Linked DNA regions of Homo sapiens: region 2 is linked to region 1. A link is a contact called in ENCODE Hi-C data. All regions are on one chromosome and are shown on one strand. Each heading gives the region's core, a stretch centred on a gene start or an enhancer-like site at or near the end of the contact. The rest is flanking DNA. Distances are from core to core; before and after follow the strand shown. Region 1 holds the start of MARCHF5 (membrane associated ring-CH-type finger 5). Region 2 holds the start of PDLIM1 (PDZ and LIM domain 1).

Region 1 (6,756 bases), core at 3,106-5,605:
GCAGGAGAATGGCGTGAACCCAAGAGGCACAGTTTGCAGCGAGCCAAGATTGCGCCACTGCACTCCAGCCTGGGCGACTGAGCGAGACTCTGTCTCAAAAAAAAAAATAAAAAATAAATAAATAAATAAATAAAAGAAGTTGTCACCAGTTGGCCCAAGTGACAGAGTGAGACTTCGCCTCAAAAAAAAAAAAAAAAAAAAAAAAAGAAAAGTTGCCTCTAGTTTAAAAACCCTGAAAGATTAAATGGTATAAATTGAACATACCATTCATATTACAATTAAAATAGTCTTCACTTTGACAGTTTAGACAACACAAACACCCCTGGAATTGAAGCTCCATAAGGGCATTTTTGTTATGTTCAATTCACCACTATATACCAAGGGCCTAGAATAGTACTGGGCATATGAAGACACTCAGTATTTGTTAAATAAATTCAATAAGTGTAAATGTTTAATAATTGATTTACTGAAAAATAACATTTTTTTTTAAGACAGGGTCTTGCTCTGTTACCTGGGCTGTAGTACCCAGGGGCACAAACACAGCTCACTACAGCCACGACCCCCAAGGAATCCTTCCACCTCAGCTTCCTGAATATTTGGGACCACAGGCATGTGCCACCAGGCCTGGCCTAATTTTTAACATTTTTGTAAAGACTGAGTCTTGCCATGTTGCCCACACTGGTGTCTAACTCCTGGGCTCAAGCAATCCTCTCATCTCGGCCTCCCAAAGTGCTGGGATTACAGGCATGAGCTACTGTGCCTGGCCTAAATAAAATACGTAACTTAACCTAAAAGCAACAGAACAATATGTAACACACAGTTCCTTAGTCTTCACGAAGATAAAACCTGCATTAAAGAAATAAACAAATGAACAGTTATCTGAGCTAAATTCTGTCCCTCAAAAATTGCCACCAAAAACCAGGTTGGGGAGAAGCCAAATTCATGAAAAGAATTCTGGGTCCTAATAGGCTGACATATTTTAGTCTCTTGGCCCTGTTGGTATTCCTCAAGTGAACCATGTTGAGTATCTTTGTGTTCAACTTGCAGTAGGGCCAGCCCAGGTGAAGAAAGCTGTAAACATAAAGTAGATGGGGGAAAAATGGCCAAACTGGTTTACATTAGTCTTAAGTGCCTTCTATTTGGCTAACATAGAGTGTTTTGCTGTTTTATAGAGATGTATGTTTCATTTGCTGTAGCCCTGTGAAGTAGGGTTCTCATTTTATAAATGATAATATACATAGTGTCAGAATCTAAGTTCAAAGTCACATAGCTAGTAAGTGGCAAAATTCGAATTTCATACTTTCTATCTCTGAGCCCAAGCTTTACTCACTATACCCTACTATCTCTTATCATGAAAGATATCACTGACTTAGGACTTAGGGCAGTAGGTTTCTGCCATATCTAAAACATTTAAAAAGCTTTAAAATATAGATGCCCAGGCTCTACCCTACAGAAATTTTTGATCTTATTGGTCTTACAGTCCAGCATCCATGCATATTCTGAAATGCTCCCCAGGTAATTCTAACATGGAAGTAGGTTGCCAACTACTAATCTAGACAATAACGGTCTTTGAAAGTCATGTTAAAAATCTACCTTAAGGTATGTCAAAAGAGTACAAAGATGAGAGTAGTACAAAGATGAGAGTAAGCCAGTGTCATAGTCACCTACTTCAGTAAATGGCAGCCAGAATCTTCGCATTTCTGTTAATAAGTTTTAAATGCCTCACTAGCTTTTTTTTTTGAGATGGAGTTCCACTCTGTCACTCAGGCTGGAGTACAATGGTGCGATCTCAGCTCACTGCAACCTCCGTCTCCCAGGTTCAAGCAATTCTCATGCCTCAGCCTCCCGAGAGTTGGAACTACAGGCCCACGCCACTACGCCTGCCTAATTTTTGTATTTTTTTTTTTTTTTTTAGTAGAGACAGGGTTTCACCATGTTGGCTAGGCTGGTCTCAAAGGCCTGAGCTCTAGTGATCTGCCTGCCTTGGCCTCCCAAAGTGCTGGGATTACAAGGGTGAGCCACCGTGCCCAGGCTCACTCTTTGGCTTCTTACTTTTATGGAAATATCCAAAGAGCATATGAAAAGTTAGGTCAGCTTTTGGACATAAGAACTTTTCTAGGCTGGGCACGATGGCTCATGCCTGACAATCCAGCACTTTGGGAGGCTAGGCGGGAGGATCACTTGAGCCCAGGAGTTTGAGACCAGCACAGGCAACATGGCAAAACTCTGGCTCTATAAAAATACAAAAAATTAGCTGGGCATGGTGGTATGTGTTGTGGTCCCAGCTACTAGGGAGGCTGAGGTAGGAGGATCACCTGAGCCTGGGAGGCGGGGGTTGCAGTGAGTTGAGATCATGCCAATGCCACTGCCACTGCCACTGCATTCCAGTCTGGGCAACAGAGACCCTGTCTCAAAAAAAGAAGAAAAAAAGTCACTATGTAAAAATGAAAAGCAGGAGGCCCTCAAAGGAAAAAAATTAACTACAAAATACCCCACATCAGAACAGGGTCTCAACAGAATAGAACTGGCAGTGGCAGGTGGTTTCCTCTGGGCATATTTTAATTTGCCACAATTTGCCAATTTACAATGAAAGGAAAACCTGGTAAATTATCAGACCCCCTAGACAACTGGGGAAACTGACAAATAAGTTTGTGCATTAGTTCATACAACAAATACTTACTGATTACCTACTGAGTACCAGGCTCTGTTCTGGGATTCAAGATAAACAATAGTAAGTTTCTGCTTCCAAGAGCTTATAAACCACACACATATCACACACATATATATATAAAGCAGTCAATACAATTGTCAGGATGTTGACCTGAAACAAGGGCTGGATGAATCACCAGTTATCTCAACTGAAAAAAATCAGTGACATAATTCCTATTAACTGAGATGGCTCAAAATTCTAAGCTCCAAAAAAATGTCTGTCACTCTGGAAGGATGTGTACCCTTGGGTCATTTGTGTTCTGGGTGTGGCAGGCCCAAAAGCATTTAACTGGGTATAAACTCAATTAAGGGAGGGCCTTCATTTAACACCTTACAGTTGGAATTTTACTGAGTACAAAGAGTTGGTACCACCTGCTGAAATGGGTGGCAAGTGGTGTCTATTGAGAATTGTAAGCAACCACAAACATCATGAATTAGCTTGTACAACTTGCTATGCCAGGAAGTAAGACTTGGCTCGGGGGAAATGTGGATCTAGAGTCTCCAAAAACTCATGGTAGGACCCACGGACCAGAATTTCAACAGCAGAGGGCGGTGCACCCGACTTCACAAAGAGTTTTACCGACTGGGGCCCCCCAAGAATGGGCAACTGGACTCCTGTACGAGCTGAAACGTCTTCAATGAACTCAACGATCGTCAAGTACACTAAATGTTCAGCGTTGGACTCATTTGGCTGTTTTCCATAACCTCTACTCTGGTCTGACCGTTAAATCTCCCTTGCGGATACTCTGACCTTACAGTTCGGAGGTGGGGACGGGATGGGGCGGGGGGGACGGGGGGTGCGGGTTCAGGGAAAGTGGGAGAATGAAATCAGCCTATCAGGCTTTCCAAAAGAATGCTTATCATTGGTTCTCAGACAGAGACTTAAAATTATAAGGGGGTCATTCCCCTGAAAGATAACCCGGTTCTTGCCAGTGACATCGCTGACAAACACTTCACAAGTTGGGGAGGGGGAAGGGGGAGGGGAAGAGGGTAAGGAAAACTAATTTTGTGGATTAACAGGAGTCCCTCTCAGGTCAAAACGGGGTTCCAAGGAAACCAGACGCCACTCCTTAGCTAAGTTTCACCCAAAGTCTACGACCCAGGCCGCTCGCTCTGTCCTCCCCCAGGTCTAGACTCCAAACTTTTTGCCCCTCTCACGGCCCCCTGGCCGTGGAACTCCTCCCGGCACGCCGGGTTCTGCTCACCAAGAGCCTCGAGGGCGGGCGCGGGCAGGGCCAGAGCGAGGGTCGGCGGCTCCCGGTCCCCCCCACAGCTGCCCGTACCTGTCCAGCATCTGCTGTAGGGCTTGGTCCGGCATCTTCCGCGGAGCCGGCGCACACGGCCTTCCCCAGTGGACCCGCTCAAGGCCAGGCCCAGGGACAATAGCACTGAGAGGCGGCGGAGTAGGCCGCAGTCCGGCGGCAGCCGCGAACCCGTCACCCAGCTTCCCGGGGCAGCTCCGCTAGCCTGGCGGCGGCGGTGCAGGGCCTGCGGGAGTCCGGCGGAGGCGGCGGAGAGCGAGGAGGAGGAGCCTGAGGCGGGGAGGCGGCGATCGCGGCCCGGGTTCCCGTCCGTCGGCCCGAGGTTCCGGTCCATGGACCGCGGGCGCCGAGTTGCTGCCGGCGGAGGAGCTACCTTTGTGAGGTAAGAGTCGCCGCCTCCGTGCGCGCCAGGGTTACGACGCAGGGCGGCCCAGAGCAGCCTGGGAGATGTAGTCTTCGGACCGTCTCCACTAGAGGCTGCACAGCCCGCCCGGACCAACGCCTCCGCGCCTGCCGCCGTCTGGCCGGCGCCCTCCCGTTTCCTTCCTCCAGGGGGAAAAAATGTCTTTCGGGCCGCTTTCCAGGAAGCAGCAGGATGCGCCGCTCCACTGTCGGTAGCAACAAGGTCAGCCCTCCCTGCCTGTTTGTTTTTGCCTCCGCTCTTGCCCTCAGGTGGGACCGAGCCAGGTGAGGGGAGGGGGCTGAAGGGCCATTTCTTATCAGGGTCCCCGGCCCCGGCCGTGGCGTCGGGGCGGTCAGTGGCGGCAGTGGGGGTGGCAGAAACTCCTTCCGAAGCCCCCGGCGCTGGAGCCAGCCTCTCCTGCGGCAGAGCCCATTTTGGGGGAATTACACCACCTCCGCGAGGGGTCGGTTGGTTTGGTGCGTGAGGTTCTTCTTGAGGGGGCGGGCAAATAGGGACTGCCTGGACCAGACAGCTTCCACCCGAGTCTCTCTGTGTGTTTGGGGCTGGGGAGTTGGGGGAAGGAAAGATGATTCTCTCCCTCTCCAGGAACCTTCTCAAATGTGCCTGGGCTTTCCAGGGCTCGCCGACAGTCTCCAAATGGAACACGTTGGTGAATAAACAGCTCTTGCTTACTCAGCTGTGGGTTGTCAGGGATGTTTGTTTCTCTCTCTGCTGCTGGTCACTGTTAACCGTTTCTAGTCGCGTTGACACCTTCAAGCAGGTGGATTGGGAGTGGCGGGGGTGGGGAATCAAAAAGGAGAAATCATCAGTCACTCCTTGGGTCAGCTTCTGACGTTCGAGGGATAGCTTTGGCGGGAGGAAAGAGCTGTCGGCTCAAACGAATGCGTTTTTTGGACGACCTGTGGCGTTTTCTCTAGGGCTGTGATTGGTAGGACGCTGGTAGTTTTCCCTTGATTATGTCTAATATCTGCTACAAGGTGTTTGATTTTTTAAAAAATGAAAATGTGTTTTTAAAGCTCTTTTTATATGTAGAATTTTACAATCAACTTTTCATTATCTGTTCAAAATTTGCGAAGTATATTTGAACTAGAGTGTTCATTGCTGGGAAAAAACAACAAACCCAAAAAATGTGACCAGAAGCTTACTTGGCCTCCAATTTTTGAAATATGTTTTTGAGAAACAGCACCCACCCCCCCCCACCACACACATACACACACACTCCTCCTAGGGAAAGAAAATGAGTATTTAGTTTAATCGGGGTGTCTAATATTTTATATATATTTGTATTATATATAATATATATGTATTATATAATATATAATACATTTATAATATATAATACATATATACATTTATAATATATAATACATATATATATATATATATATATATATTTTTTTTTTTTTTTGGTAGAGACGCGGTCTCGCCATGTTGCCCAGGCTGGTCTTGCAACTCCTGGGCTCAAGCGAGCCACCCGCATTGGTCTCCCAAAGTGTTGGGATTACAGATGTGAGTCACCGCATGTGACCAGTGTCTAATATTTTATTTAATTAATTCATTTATTTAATTAATTCATTGATTTTGAGAGATGGAGTCTTGCTCTGTTGCCCAGGCTGGAGTGCAGTGGCGCTGTCTTGACTCACTGCAAGCTCCACTTCCTGACTTCAAGTGATCCTTCTAGCCTCAGCTTCCCAAGTAGCTGGGACTACAGGTGTGTGCCACCACACCCAGCTAATTTTTGTGTTTTTTAGTAGAGATGGGGTTTCACTATATGTTGACCAGGCTGGTCTCGAACTTCTGACCTCAGGCGATCAGCCCGTCTCGGCCTCCCAAAGTGCTGGGATTACAGGGGCGAGCCACCGCGCCTGGTCTATTTTATTTTTTTGAGACGGAGTCTCGCTGTGTTGCTCAGGATGGAGTGCAGTGGCACTATCTTGGCTCACTGCAGTCTCCTCCTCCGGGTTCAGGTGATTATCGTGCCTCAGCCTCCGGAGTAGCTGGGATTACAGGCTCGCACCACCATGCCTGGCTAACTTTTGTATTTTTGGCAGAGGCAGGGTCTCACCATGTTGACCAGGCTGATCTTGAACTGATCTCAGGTGATCTGCCTGCCTCGGCCTCCCATAGGGCTGGGATCATAGATGTGAGCCACCGTGCACAGCCCGGTGTCTTAACATTTTAAATTATTATTTTTTGCTCCTTGTGCTGTGTCAGTCTAACCTTATTGTGTACTTATTTCTTAAGCAGTTGTCAGCCATGGGAGTTGGATATATACTTCCTGCTTAAAAACAGAATTTTATCCCAGCATATGGATTAAGTACACTAGTACAAACTCCAAGATTCTAAGATCTTAACCAATGT
Region 2 (6,756 bases), core at 1,584-4,083, 3.0 Mb before region 1:
ACTGGGTCAAAGGGCTGACTGTTTTATAGCTCTTGTTATGTAGAGCCAGACTACAACCGAGGACATTTAAAAACAAAGCAACTGAGGACTCAAGTCTCACAGACATTTTGCTAACACATTAGTGCACTATGTCTGTATAGACTATTGTACGGAATAAACACTTATTGACACCTACTGTGATTGAGGTCCATGCTAGCAGGGCACTTGGAATGAATGAAAGGCAGTCTCTGCCTTCAGAAGCACAGAAGCTGTGACTTTTCAACCCTTTTCTCCTTCTAGGACAGAAAATATTCAAGATGGTTACACATCTAGGGACAGATTCAGAATTCGGTGATTCCTGCAAATTCTGCAGGGACTTGAAACACAGTCATGCTTTCTAATCAACAGAATCTTAAACAAAGAGAATGTATTTTTGGTGTTCATAAAGCAGGTGGCTGGTTACTGGCTATAACACCATTCTTTTTCTCAGGTTCAGGAAAGAATATCAGGTTGCAAGAGGTTGAGAGGGATGTATAATCATACAACTCCACTTTCATTTCCTTTTTTTTTTTTTTTTTTAGACCGAGTTTCGCGCTTGTTGCCCAGGCTGGGGTGCAATGGCGTGATCTCGGCTCACCACAACCTCCACCTCCCGGGTTCAAGTGATTCTCCTGCCTCAGACTCCCGAGCAGCTGGGATTACAGGCATGCGCCACCACGCCCGGCTAATTTTTGGTATTTTCAGTAGAGATGGGTTTCTCTATGTTGGTCAGGCTGGTCTCGAACTCCAGACCTCAGGTGATCCGCCCACCTTGGCCTCCCAAAGTGTTGGGATTACAGGTGTGAGCCACCGTGCCCGGCCCTCCACTTGGATTTCTAAAAGCAAACAAACTATTCCCAAACATAGGCATTTGTGCTGTCACACAATTGGACAAGCAAGATAATCTTTTTATGTGTAAATCTGTGCACAGGGCTCTTCAGTAGGTAGGCCAGGATCACAGGGAGACAGAGCTGCACAGGGAACAAACTCATTGAGCATGGGCTCTATGCCAAGCACTGTGCTGGGGCCTGGGTACCAGGATGAATGGGTGCCAAGAAAACTGCGAAGAAACTGGGCCCAGAGAGGGTAAGTGGTCCTGAGGATGGCCAATGTGTTATATACATTAAGTACTATGTGCCAGGCACTATTCTAGGCACTGGGGCACAGCAGTGATCTAAACAGATAAAAACCCCTGTCCTTATGGAATTAATGCTTAAGAGTGGGGGTGGAACAAATAAATATACAAAATATAGAGAATGCCAGATGGTGATACATACAAAAGAAAAAAATAAGGCAGGGGAAGGTAATAGAGCATTCTAGAGAGGATATCTTAAATGATGCTCAGAGATGACCTCAGAAAATGACATTTGCATTTTTTTTATTTTTTAGTTTTTGAGATAGGGTCTCACTCTGTCACCCAGGCTGGAGTACAGTTGCACGACCACAGCTCACTGCAGCCTTGACCTCTCCGGCTCAAGCCATCCTCCCACCTCAGTCTCCCTAGAAGCTGGGACAGGTGTGCCCCACCAAACCTGGTTAATTTTTATTTTTTTAAATTTTTTTGTAGAGACAGGGTCTTGCCGTGTTGCTGGGGCTGGTCTAGAATTCCTGGGCTCAACTGATCCTCCTGACTCAGCCTCCCAAAGTGCCGGGATTCCAGGCGTGAGCCACGTGTCCGGCCCCTAGAAAATGACAGAGAGTGGTGGGGATGTCTGGGAGAACAGCATTGCAGACAGGGCCCTGAGGCAAGGCCCTGAGTTAGGAGCAAGGAGCACAGCCTGGCAGACTGGGGGGCAGGTGAGGAAAGGGCAGGAGGAGTTGGGGTCAGAGAGGGAGTTGGGGCCATTCTAGGGGTGGCCTTGTAGGCATTGTAAGGATCTGGGTTTTCACTGGTGGTGAGGTGGGGACGCCATGGACAGCATGAGAAATGGTCTGGTCCGGCGTGGAGAATGCACTCCACCGGGAGGGCGTCAGGGGGAGCCTGGCTAGGAAGCTGGTGGGAGGCTGGGAATCCAGGTCCCGGACTCAGCTCTTCTTTTGCATTGACTTGGCCCTTGGCCCGCCCCAAACTTGAGGTTTGAACTGTTGAGGTCAGAACCTACCATGAACTCCAGCCTGGAGGAAAGATTTCTAGGAAGGCCTTGAAGTTCAGTTATAACCTGAGTGATGGTCTCATTAGCATTATAAAAGTTCCAGGATGGGGTTCTGCAGCACTGGGCCCGGGCAGTGGTCCAGATGCTGACGAGTGGTGTAGCGTCGGGCAAGTCTTCTCACCTACTGAGCAGACTCAGTTACTTCATCTGTAAAATGGGACTAAACGTCCCGGTTGCCTCAGCATCAAATGAGATCGTTCGAAAGCACCTTTTAAACATCATTACCGATTACAAAAAGCAAATGGGAAGTCGGAGCCGACCTCAGAGGGCTGACTTGGCACAGCACTTCAAATTTCTCGTTTTACAAAGCACGAGGCGCGAGTTTGTCTCGCTGTCAGGACCTGCTTCCCTCTCACCTAGCACCCGCCCCGGGCCCGAGAGCCGCGGTGCGGCCGTGCGTACAGGAGGGAGGGAGGCGGTGTGGGGTCCCGGGCAGAGCTGCTGAGAGCCCCGGCCCCGCATCTGACTCGCGCTCTCTCGGCGGGACTCCGGGCCAGGGCCCCCAGGCCGGCGCGCAGGGCGGGGAGCGGCTGCGGGCGGGAGGACGGGCGGGGCGGCGGGCGGCTACGCGGCCTGGGCGGAGCCGCCCCCGCCCTGGCCCTCGCGGTTGCCCTGCCCCCGCCAGCCCCAGGCTCCCCGGGCCCGCGCCGCGCCGCTCTTTCTCCGACAGCCGCCGGGGGTGCCCTGCAAGCTGTTCCGCGCGTCCTGCCCGTCTGTCCCCGCGGGTCGTCGCCCGCCACAGCCGCGCCATGACCACCCAGCAGATAGACCTCCAGGGCCCGGGGCCGTGGGGCTTCCGCCTCGTGGGCGGCAAGGACTTCGAGCAGCCTCTCGCCATTTCCCGGGTAAGAGCAGCTGGGACGTGCGTGGAAGCGGGGCGCTATGGGAGGTGATATGCGGAGACTGGGGCCCCGCGGGCGCGGTCGGGGACGGAGTCGGAACCGCAGCCGGGCGCGTCCAGGTGCGCTGTTAGTTGAGCGCTCTCCGCGCGCCCGGGCCCCGCCGCTCCCCGCCGCCCCTTCGCGGAGGCTGCGCTCCCGGGCTGGTCGGCCCGCCGCGGGCGCGCTCCGTGTCCGCCAGAAAAAAAGAAGGCAGTTTTCGTTCTTTGGCCCCGGAAGCGCGGCGGGGCGGGTGTTAGTTCTTTGTCAACCAGCGAGGGGACGAGGGTCCCCGCAGATCCCGCGCGCTGGGAGATGGCACTTCTCCCTTCTTCCCAGATCGCAGTGCAGCCGAACGCAACAGGAAAGACCTGGAAAGTGAGGTGGGGTGGGTGGGAAGTTTACTGGGGTGGGGGGCAAGTGGGATTAACCTAAAAAAACAACCGAAACACGCTCTTTGGACTTGACCCACGGCCGAGGCTCGCCCCTCGAATGGCTTTTGGAGAATGTGCTGGATTCGGGAAATAAACACAACAAACAAACTCAAGTAAACCCTCTTGGTCATTCTCCCCTCTGCAGAACGTGGCCCCGCCGTCATTCTTCCTAGCATTCCCAGATTATCTCTTTCCCCTCCCCGCACCAGCCCTTTTTTCTCAGGGCATGAGTAGATACTGCGATGGGGTGTCCACCTGGGGTGGGGTTGAGGTGCTTGAAATCTAAGAGGGGCTTCGGATCTTTAGAAGGACTCACGTTGAATCAGGGGCCACCAGAACCATTGCCCCCCTAATAAAGTGAAACCCCCAGGGAGACCCAGACTCAGTGTTCAGAGGTCTGGGCTTTGGCCATTTAATCTGGCCAAACACAGGTTGATGTCCCACTAAGAGATGTCACGTTCAGTGCTTGGGCACCAAGAAGAGACTCAGTAAGTACCTCGAATGAGGAAAGGGAGAAAAAGAAGTCCCCTTTCTCCCCACCCATGGCCACTCCTTGCCTGTAGGCGGCACATTCCATTCTTGGGCTCATCTGCCTGCTGAAGCTGCCCTTCAGCTTGTCTCCCAGACTTTCTAAACATCCTTCTTTTTCACTTGGGGTTGGGGGAAGGGTGGAGAAGAAAGGGAAATATCCTTATGGATCCTTTTGACTCAAGCTCCTGCGTCCAGCAGCTGAAGGAGTTTGGTGGGAGGTGCAGGAGAAGAATTGGTGGCCTCCTCTTGACTTGTCTGCCAGCCACAGTCCTACCCATGCTTCTTTCCCGGTTGGCCTGGCCCAGTGAGGAGGTCTTCTCTATCTCACCCCCCTAAAAGAGTAGGCGGGCCAGTTTTTGGGCCTTATCTTCCACCTGTTTGCCTCGTCCCACAGAGACCTCTGATTATTCTCAAAGGTACACACTGCCTTTCCAGCCACCAGCCTAATTCCTCAAGCGCAGGAACTGTGCCTTCCCCAGAATCGTCCCCGAGCCTGGTAGCAGACCTGTACCTGGCCGGGCTGGGTAAATCCTTGCAGGCTTATTAATAAATGCTTGTCCAGGGAGGACATTGTGTCTGCACATTTCAACTCGCTTACCTCATAGTCCATTTGTCCCTGTTCTTTGTGTCTATAATTAACCTGTCAGCCCTCTCCACTTCTGAGATTTATATATGACATGAAACCCTTTTTTAAGTAGTGGAGGATGTATTGGCAATCTGTTAAAAGGGCAGTTACTGCCTTTCACTTTAGCTGCTTTTAAAAGTCTTAATGCATGAGTGAATGATGGAATGGGGTGGAAAACACCACACTGTGAATTCATTGGTTTTTACCTTCATATATTCACTCATTTATTATTTATATTATTTATTTATGGCGTGTGCACGTGTTTAATGAGCACGTATCATATTCCAGAAACTGTGCAAACGCCTCAGAAATGAGAGGGCACAGCTCCATTCTCAAGGTGTTCATGGTCTAGTGATGGAAACTAATCTTTATAATGCCCTTGGCAGGTGCTTTAATTGAAAAGTGGAAGTGACTCAGAAGAGGTAACATTTTCATGCTGACAGTAATTTATTTGTTTCTCTTCAGCTCCTTATTAATACATGGAAAAATTGTGAGCCTGTTCACCTCATGGGAATGGGAAAGTCATTGTCATAAAGGGACCCTGGTGTGGCCATCTGAGATCTGGTGCTGGTCCAGTGTCTTCTTGCTTGAGCTGTACCTGGGGTGAATCTTCCACTGTCTGAGGCTACTTAAAAAAAAAAACCTCTGCAGTGGGGATAGCACCAGCCCTTGGCTGTGAGTTAAGGTATGTGAGAGTGCTCCGTAAATAGTGATAGTGAGGAAATGTGAGCACTGACAAAGAGCTGTACACACTTTCTGATTGGTAGGTATGCTACATTATTTATCATCCTGGGCAATTTGCTGGTATAGTTTTGTATATGATAGACTTTGAGTCTCCACACCAAAGCAAACCATAAAATTAGGCTGGGAGAGGAGTGCCTTTTATTTAAATAACCATGTTTGCTTTCTCTTGCATGAATTATTGTGGTATTGGCTCCAGTCTTTTGCTAAACTGCTAAAGCTTCTTAATATAATGCTAATCTTATGTACTTGCAATTTTTTTATTTTTTAACTTATTTTTTATTGTGGAATAAAAAATCATAAAATACAAATGCACAGCAAATGATTATAAAGCAAGCATCTGTATAATCACTACCCAAGTCAAGAAATAGAATATTGCAGCACCCAAAAGTTCCCTAAATGTAACGCTATCCTGACCTATGGTAATCCCTTCCTTGCTTTTCTTCATAGTTTTACCACCTAAATTAGGTATCCCAAATACCATAGCTTAATTTTGCCTGTTTCTGAACAGACTCATACAGAACACGTGTGTGTGTGTGTGAACAGCTTCTTTAGCTCCTTAATGTTTTCATCTAGTATCGTTATCAACTTAAAATTTCAACCCAGGTTTCCAACTTTAAGTGGACATAGGCTAGCTTCTTTTACCCACATTCTCGTTTAGTGCTCTTGCCTTGTGTTCCCTGATGATCCAGCCACACATTTGCCACTGTTCTCTGATATTTTTTTCTGTCAGTTCCTGCTTCAAATCAACACTTGCCCATTTCCTTGAGGTATTTTTTTAATTAAAAAAATTTTCCATGTTAATTTCTCCTTCCCTCTAGTTACTTTCAAGGGAAGCCTTCAGAGAAATACCCAGGCCAACATTGCAACTCAGTTTATGTTGACTGTTTTTCTCTCCCAGCAACTGATAAAAGACAGGAAAGGGTGAGGCCAAGATCAAGGGATGCCCTTAGTTGGAGGAGTTGCTCATTTGTCTCTGGAGTCCTGGGGAACCCTTTGCTAAGAGCTGAGCGGTTCTGTGGCAAATGCTTATGCTTTTTCTCAAGTATCCCAAGGGATGCTTAATAATGGTTACTGTGGCCAGAGGGTCATTTCTGATTTTTAAGAGTGGTATTTCCGGATTCAGATAGATTTTACATCATGTCGTAAAGATTGAAAGAGAAGGGTTTGTCTGTCAGATTATGAAAAGCAGGAAATGTCCAAAAAGGGTCATTATGTTTTAATGGCCATTGTGCTGCATGCCCTTGGTCTGTGAAATTGATACCTGGGAAATATTAGCGACTTCAGCTGCTCACAGCTGACTTAAGGAGAGAGGGGGAAGAGGACAAACCAAAGAGAATGACATGTAAGTGAATGCCTGAGCCCATACTACATTA

The links. A loop is a pair of places that touch in the nucleus more often than their neighbours do. Pooled maps may share reads with other maps.
Region 2: a map of B cell shows a loop between it and region 1 (12-fold over the local background). The contact joins the promoter of PDLIM1 here to the promoter of MARCHF5 in region 1. A Hi-C loop is called at or near these places in 1 of 168 maps with a recorded cell type or tissue (B cell), 1 of 37 single-sample maps with no recorded cell type and 5 of 50 pooled maps.

The regions. Positions count from the first base shown.
Region 1 is chr10:92,288,766-92,295,521 of GRCh38, reverse strand. It overlaps MARCHF5 (membrane associated ring-CH-type finger 5), which reads right to left and starts at 4,355. Exons shown (of 6, transcript NM_017824.5): 1 at 3,993-4,355. The coding sequence starts at 4,027. CPEB3 (cytoplasmic polyadenylation element binding protein 3) reads left to right here and starts at 4,444. Exons shown (of 10, transcript NM_014912.5): 1 at 4,444-4,596. RefSeq lists enhancers at 3,415-3,993, 4,941-5,150 and a silencer at 4,131-4,380.
Region 2 is chr10:95,287,080-95,293,835 of GRCh38, reverse strand. It overlaps PDLIM1 (PDZ and LIM domain 1), which reads left to right and starts at 2,833. Exons shown (of 7, transcript NM_020992.4): 1 at 2,833-3,016. The coding sequence starts at 2,921. RefSeq lists enhancers at 183-272, 3,997-4,316 and silencers at 763-832, 2,476-2,555, 2,606-2,995, 3,046-3,145, 3,166-3,275.